Regions from separate parts of the Homo sapiens genome. Here region 2 is linked to region 1. A link is a contact called in ENCODE Hi-C or POLR2A ChIA-PET data. All regions are on one chromosome and are shown on one strand. Each heading gives the region's core, a stretch centred on a gene start or an enhancer-like site at or near the end of the contact. The rest is flanking DNA. Distances are from core to core; before and after follow the strand shown. Region 1 has its middle 47 kb from the start of LINC01503. Region 2 overlaps IER5L-AS1 (IER5L antisense RNA 1).

Evidence for each region. Hi-C counts contacts between places; a loop is a spot of excess contacts on that map. ChIA-PET counts read pairs that join two places held with the same protein, here RNA polymerase II (POLR2A). Pooled maps may share reads with other maps.
Region 2: a loop to region 1 is called in a pooled map, with 4 times the contacts of the local background. The contact joins two enhancer-like sites. A Hi-C loop is called at or near these places in 5 of 50 pooled maps. POLR2A ChIA-PET finds 5 or more read pairs at or near these places in 6 of 52 experiments (BJ, H1, Panc1 and 3 more).

The regions. Positions count from the first base shown.
Region 1 is chr9:129,382,200-129,386,107 of GRCh38, forward strand. No RefSeq gene overlaps it. Among named protein-coding and RNA genes, the nearest start is that of LINC01503, 47 kb to the left of the region's middle. RefSeq lists silencers at 1,258-1,477, 1,628-1,747. Within about 2 kb of position 1,497, at least 34 of the 41 ENCODE cell types and tissues checked have a DNase peak (open chromatin) inside an H3K27ac peak, as active enhancers do.
Region 2 is chr9:129,256,927-129,260,665 of GRCh38, forward strand. It overlaps IER5L-AS1 (IER5L antisense RNA 1), which reads left to right. Exons shown (of 7, transcript NR_187590.1): 3 at 1-6; 4 at 845-876; 5 at 1,403-1,458; 6 at 1,868-1,956; 7 at 2,075-3,671. Among named protein-coding and RNA genes, the nearest start is that of IER5L-AS1, 23 kb to the left of the region's middle. RefSeq lists a silencer at 1,498-1,547 and an enhancer at 1,681-2,219. Within about 2 kb of position 1,590, at least 4 of the 41 ENCODE cell types and tissues checked have a DNase peak (open chromatin) inside an H3K27ac peak, as active enhancers do.

The DNA.
Region 1 (3,908 bases), core at 247-2,746:
GATTACAGGTGTGTGCCACCACACCCAGCTAATTTTTGTATTTTCAGTAGAGACAGGGTTTCACCATGTTGGTTAGGTTGGTTTCAAACTCCTGACCTCAAGAGATCCACCTGCTTTGGCCTCCCAAGTGCTGGGGTTGCAGGCGTGAGCCATGGCGCCCGGCCCCTATTTTGATTTTGATGGTGGGTCTAGGCTTTCTGCAACTGGGCAGTCTGCAGAGCTCTGTGGGGCCTCTGGGGTCTGCAGCTTCCTGGGCACCCCCCAGACTCCCATGTGGCTGCCTTTGCTGAGAGCACCCTCCCTGCTTCTCCTGGTGCCTCCAGGGGACACCCCCTGGCTCAGGCCTCCTTCAGAGCTGTCCTCACACCCCATTTTGATTGTTTACCCCTCTGTCTCCCACTGGGCTATGACTGGGACAAGGCATTTTCTTTTTGCATCCTAGCTTAGTTGGGGACACCCTGTGTGGCCAAGTGTCCCCAGGCTCACCCAGCTGAAACAAGATCTGGGAAGGGTCTGGCAACCCTCCCACCAATAGCTTCCCAATGGGAAGAAGCCACACCCTTCTGTGTCTGTTGAGAAGCTTTGGGGCTGTTTACTGCCCACCAAGCTCTCGAAACTGTGGCTCTCGAAACCCAGAGGGAAGGGGAGCCTTATCACTAGTCATGGCTTCTGCTTGATATCTGTCCAAAAGGCCTGACTTCATCAGCCAACAGGCATCCCAGCCTTTTCTGTTAAGTTGGGGTCTGTTTCCACACTGAGAGTCCCTGGGGGGCCTCTGGAGTGGGGATGCAGGCATGGCAGAGCACTAGGTGGGCACCCAGCTTCTCAGACCTCTCTCTTTTCCCACCCAAGCTCCAGGGGCAGAAAACAACCCACACCTGCCAGAAACCTGACCAGGCTGCAGAGCTGGAAAAGCTGGTTTAGTGCAGGGAGGGTGGGGGCAGGGAGGCGGGCAGGGTGAGCCCTTCTGAGGCTGCCAGGCGCTGCTCACATCAGCCGACTGGCCGTTGGCCTCTCAGGACTGTCACTTGGAAGTTCCTTCTCCAAGAGATGGCTATTGCCAAAGTCATCTGTGCAGTGACCACTGCAGGGCCTGGGCGCTCCCGGGAGCCGCAGCGCAGGGACAGTCCGTGCAGACGGGTGGCGGGGGAGGCGGGGGAGGGCAAAGGCCTCCACTCTGCAGGTAGCCCGGGCCTGGTGGGCGAAAGGACTCAAACGCCAGAGCTCTCTGACCCTCGGCCGCCAGGGTTCAAGGCTGGGCCCAGCCGCGCTTTGCCGGGGTCCAGGGCGTGAAGGATCGTGGGGGACCCGATGGATCCTGGGGCGCCCGCTGGGGGCCTCGCGCGGGGACCTCCCGGCTGCTTGAGAGGCGGAGGCAGCAAGAAGCAGGAAAAGGAACTGGGGGGACGCGAGCGAGTGGCAGGCCCTCCTCGGTGGCCGCCGAGCGCGCGCCCAGCTTGGGGAACGCGCTGCCTGCGCACCCGGGCGCGCCCGGGAAGGCCGGCTCGCTGGCACCGCGTCAGTTTCCGAGCTGTCTGTGCATGTCTATTTCTTTCACTAGAGGTTGCTCACTTTCACTTCTTGGTTCCTTTCGCCTCCTCTGACGGCTCCGGGAGCGTCTGTGCGCGCGCGTGTGTGCGTGCCCGTGTGCCCGCGCGCGACCGGCGACCCCGCCCCGCGCCCCTGTCCCTAAAGGGAAGGGCGTCCCGCCGGGCGTCGCGGGGCCTAAATGAACATGGGAACCTGCGCTGGGGAAGGCCCGCCAGGCCCTGCTGGCCCAGGAGGCCCGGATTACAGCCCAGTCTGCGTCGCTGCGGGCAGAAGACCGCGTTCATTACCGGTGCCCCTCGTCCCCACCCACTTCTCTCTCTTTCTGGGTCTCCAGACAACCTTCCCGGAAGCTGCAGCTACTTCTTCTGACTTGGACTGGGGGTAGGGTAGGGTAGGGGGCGCTTTCTGCCACCCCTTTCCCCCATCCCAAGGAAACCGAGGCCAGTATGGACGGGGCCTTGCTCCACTGAACAGGAAGCGACACCCTGAAACTTTTGCTTGAGCAAGTGAGGTTTGGATGGGACCGAGAGGGACCTCCGCAGCTTCTCCCCTCCTCCCCACCCACTCCTTACAGTTCTTTTACACACCCTGTTCCTGGGCCCTACCTCAGGGCCTTTGCACGAGCTCTGGGCTCCAACAGGCCAGAGACCTCTATTCCTCACTAATTGACCTTAGGCAAATTCCTTAACCTCTCTGAGCATCCATTTTCTTGGCTGTAAGATGGGCTCAGAATAAGATGTTTGAGGGTTCAAGGTGATGACCAATACAGAGCACAGGACCAGGCACTTAGGGCAGAGCAAAGGACATGCGTTGGGCCAGGGCAGTTGTGGGGATTATACAGACGCTTCCCTCGCCTGGGGTCCCTCCACTCTCTCCAGGGAGCCTCTTCACCTTCCACCCACCCGCAGTCCTCAATGGCTGACTTTCACTTGGTACGATTCCCTGCCCCAATCCCTGCTGTGAGGACCATCCGGTGGAAATAGAAAGAGGGCCAGGTCTGAAGGCTGGAGAGCTGGGTTCAAATTCTGGCCAGTTCTGTCTGGCTGTGTGATTATGTGCAAGTTGCTAGGCCTCTCTGTGCCTGAACTTTTTTCTCTGTGAAACTGAGGCAGAAGGCTGCCTGGCCTGCATCTCAGGGCCCTCAGAGGATGAAGCAGAGCGCGGTGGGATGTCATTCCAAGCAGTGAAAAGCCTCAGACAGAAGCATGTCGCCACTGTCATTTACACCCGTCCTTGCAGCATGGATTCAGGCTTGAGGAATCAGCTTGTCAACCCCATCAGAGAGGTCCCTGCCTCCTGTGCTAATGGGAGGTGGCTGGAAGGCCACTTCCAAGAAATTTGCAGCTTGATGGGCTCTACCACTCACATGTAGCCTTGGACATCAGTTCCAACAAGGAGGGTACTTGAGGCACGGTGACAGCCCCAAAAGGGAGTGTCCTGGGAAAAGAAGCAATGTGTACTTCTCCAATGAGTAAGGCCTTGGCCAGGGACCATGGTGCGACCTTCCTCAACCCTGCCACCCGGCACCGACATTGACTCTCCCTCACCCCACATACTCCCTCCTGGGCACCAGCCCCCGAAAGGACCCAATGTAGTGGCTCCATCCAGATCTCCCATGCCCCTGTATCAAAGCTGCCATCTTTCCCCCAAGTTCACTGCTCCTCAGTTACTGACGCCATCACCCACCCGATTCTTCAAGCCGCAGGCTCATGGTCCACTGGTTTTCTCAAGACAGAAGCACTGACATTGATTTTGCTATATGCGTACTGTAAAACCACAGACGATATAAAACATGTGCATTGGAGAATGAAAGTTCCCTCATTATATGCCCTCCTGAAATCGCCACATTTCACAGTTTGGTGAATTCCTGTATCAGTTTAAACTCTGTGTTACAACAGACAGAAAATCCAACCAAGATAGGAAATAATGGGCTCATGTAAGGAAATGATGCAGAGGTGATAGTGGGTTTCAGGCATGGTTTGATCCAGAGGCTCATGATGCTGTTGGGGCTCTGTCTTGGCTTCTCTGCAGTTCCCGTCCCTTTGCCTTCCTAACAGTATCAGCTGGGCCCATTCAGGGTGGTGCAGTGACTGCTGGGGTCCCAGAGAGTCTGTCCTCAACACTGCACCATCAGGCACAAGATGGATTCATTTGCTCCTGAGGATAAGTGAGGAAATCTGTTTCTCAGAGGTGCGCTCATCCACTCTGGGGAGGGTCAGAGAAGACTTCCTGGAAGAGGCAAGGCCTAACCTGAGTTGGTGTCTCCTCCTTTACATATGCAAAAGCAAAGTCCCCTTTCACCTTTATGAAACTTGGAGCTCAGAAGTGTTAAGCGATGGGGTTGAAGAGGCTGAAGT
Region 2 (3,739 bases), core at 340-2,839, 130 kb before region 1:
TAGAAGGTGAGTGAAACTGGATTGAATATAAGCCCAATCCCGGGAATCACTTTGAAAAACAGGGGTGTGTATTTTAGTTTAAGTCCCCAGGAGCCTATTTTGTGGCCATTTTCGAAAATCAAGATCCTTAGTGTGACCCTATCTAACTGGCCTTCCATAGACGCCTCCCTTGCCGGCTTCTGGACCACACAGACATTGTCCTTGCACGCATGCCCAAGCTCCTTCTGGCCTCCAGGCTCAGAGCACCCACACGCTGTTCCCTTTGCCTGAAATTCTTTTCCTCCACTCCTCACCAGGCTAACTCTGGCTCAGTCCTCAGGTCCCTCTTAAAGGTCACCTCCTCAGGGAGGCCTGCCCTGCCTGCCCCTCCCCCAGCTCCTTTTTATTTCCTACGTGCTCATGGCTCATGAGTTTTCCTTTCAGGGCATTTATGGATATTTGTGGCTGCGTGTTTGTTTGCCTGTTTATTTCTTTAACGTCTGTCTCCCCAGCCAGACGGTGACCTCTTTCAGGACAGGAATGTTTTGTTCACAGTTGTAGCCTGGGTATCTAGCACAGTGCCTGGCACACAGCAGACTTACAGAAAACTGTTGAATGAATGAATGAATGAGTGAATGAATGAAGGAGTGCATTTCCCACTTCTTCCTAAAAGTGAAACAGATTTCAGCTCATTGAAACTCCTGGCTAGGGGGTATTTGTTGGTCTCAGGCCCTGCTCTGGGCCCTGGGGAAGCCAGGTAAGAGGGACGCGGTCCCTCGGTGCAGCCATCTGTTTCTGCCTCCATTGAACTCTCTCAGGCTTACTTAGAAACAGAGGTTTTTGAGAATCCATTTTCTCATTTCAGATTCTCCTCCACGTGGAGTGGGAAGTCGGCAGGTATCATCTCCACTGCTTCACAAGATGCTTTTTCCCAGAGAGGCAAAAACGCCCGTGAGGGTGACCCGGCTGGGAGGCAAACCCTGTCCTGCCCCCAGCTCTTGGCACTGTAACTTTCTTTCTGCCCCTGCACCCAGAAATGCTCATCTGTGTCTACCTCCGGGAACTCAGCAGCCTGGATGCTGCATGAGACCCTGAGGGACTGCAGTACCATCTTCCCAGTTTGTCGACAGGCACGTTGAGGCAGGTACTGGGATCAGGCTTGGGCAAATGAGCCTCTGAGAGGGTGGATCCTTCACTTACGAATGAGGTCCTTCTTTCCATAGGAGCAGGAAAAAGGCCGTTTGTCGTAAGGGTCACTGCTGTTACTGGTCACCTCTGGGTGCGAGTCCTGGGCTAATCGCATATCTTGCGGGACCCTGACAACTCCCCCATTTATCAGATGAGGCAAAGCAAGGCTCAGTCACTTGCACAACGCATATCGCTAGTAAGCGTTGCTGGTGGGATCACACTCAGCACTTCATAGGCAAAGAAAATCCCAGGAGTGCCGAGGAAACGCTGTCAAGATGTCAAAAATACGCGGTAAGACGTCAGCCCGGTGAGCATCCTCCGCACTGCGGACCGCCCGGGGTCGGGGTCACCCGGGCCCCGCCCCGAGCTTGCTGTCGTATCGGCCCCGCCCCACCCACGCCCTCCCGGCCCCTCCTGCTCCGGGCGCGCTCGGCTCCGCCCCCACGGGCAACACGGCCTCCCATTGGCCGCGGTTTCCATGGTTACGCGGGCCGGCGGAGCTGCGGGCTCCCAGACACGTGTCCCCGGGAGCCGCCCAGAATTTGACAGGGGACCATGTGCGCGGCAGCGCGGGAGCGAGACAAAGGACCGGGGGAGGCGGGGAACGAAGCCGGGCGGAGGGGTCCGCGTGGCCCGGGCGGGGATGGGCCCCGCGCTTCTCCTGCGAGCAGGGCACCCCCTCTTCCTTTTTATTTTGAAGGAAAGGGAAAAAAGGAATTGCTACGGAAAGAGAGGTGGGAGAGGAACCCAGTCAATTTCACCTGCTCCCCTTCCTCCAGGAAGAATCGGGTACGCGGGCATCTGAGAACCCGCAGGGTTTCTGCTTATGCCTCCCGGCCCTGAGTTTCTAACCCCACATTGACCTCAGACCTTGAGGTTTAAATTCTGTTTCTCTGTCTTGTTCTAGAACCGAAAGCTTAATAAGTGTGGTTGTTTTGATATTCGAATCATGAGACCCAAGGCATCGTAGGGGACCTCGCCTGCATCCATTCGCCTATCCATCCTACAGCAGCGACTGCACCCCTGATTGTGATGACGAATGCACCCCCATCCTTGGGCTCCGTGCCCACTGCTGGGCTGGGCTGCTCCCTCAGGTGCGGCAGCCAGAGGAGGTGTGGACTCCCATCCCACGCGTTTATCCTCCTGCAGCCTCTCGAGCTTGGTGGCATAGCCGTCCTTCCAGTCCCCAAGCCAGATGTCCTTGATGCCCCTTCTCCCAGCCCCATCCCCATCGCCAGTTGTATCAGTTTTCTATTGCTACTGTAACAACTCACTACAAATTGAGTGGCTTAAAACAACACACATCTACTCTCTTACAGTTCTATAGGTCAGAAATCTGACATGGTCTCAGAGGGCTAAATTCAAGGTGTCTGCAGGACAGTGTTCCTGCTGGAGGCTCTTGAGGGAGAATCGGTTTCCTTGCCTTTTCCAAGTATAGAGGCCGCCCACATTGGCCCCCTTCCGTCTTCAAAGCCAGCAATAGCTCCGAGTCTTTCCTCCCTAGCATCGCTGTGACGCTGACTCTCCTGCCTCCCTCTTCCACATTTAAGAACCTTGTGATTACATTGGTCCTCCCAGATAATCCAGAATAATCTCCCCATCGCAAAATCAGCTGATTAGCAACCTCAATTCCACCTGCAACCTTAATTCTCCCCTGTCATGAAATATAAGAAGGAGATCCATATGTTCCGGGGATTGGGATGCAGACATTTTGGAGGCATTGTTCTGCCGACCACGCCATCCTGACAGTTTTACCTCTGGAATCTCTGCAGTCCACCTCCGCCTCGCCATTCCTGCACCACTCCCTTTCTGGTTACCCGCTATTTTCCCAAGATGCCTTCAGTAGCACCTATCCACTGTTGTCATCTCTCTAACCTCCCTCTGTCCACAGTCCCCTGGGCCCCCACTCCAAGACAAAGATGCAGATGTCGCTACTTCCATGGCACTGTCATCTGCAAGGGAGCATCCTAACTCTCCTTGGGCACACACAGGCCCTCAACCTGCCCTACCCCATTGGTTCCTCCGGATCCATGACCCCTCCCACCCTCCGCCTCACACCCCTGTGCTCCCTTAATAGTAAATCACTTCTGGTTCTCTTAAGATCCTGGGGCATTTGGTTCTTCCTGGCCTTGGCCTGTGTGGCTCCCATTCTCTGAACTGTCCTGCCCACCTTTATTCGCCTCCCCCAGGAAGCCTCCCTGACCCCCCAGACCCTTTCATTGCCCTCCCTTGGAACAGAAATGTGCTTTTCACTGACTGGATTGGCCCAAAGAGATCTGAACTTGAGGCTGCCTCCTCATGTCACTGAGAGCCCTCTGGGGTGGGCACTGTGCCTTGCTTGCCTCTTTGGTCATAGTGCCCAGCATGAGATTGGTCACATAGTAGGTGCTCAATGAACTCAGATTGAACTAAACTCAAGGACTTGGTCGGGGGGTGGTGGTGGTGAGAAGACCAGCTGGGCTGCTTGGGGAAGTAAAGTATAAAGTTGGATGGAAAAGCACGAGGACCTTGGCTCTATTTCTGGTTCTTGGGGTGGAATAATAATGACAGCAACACCAATGGTGGCTGGCCC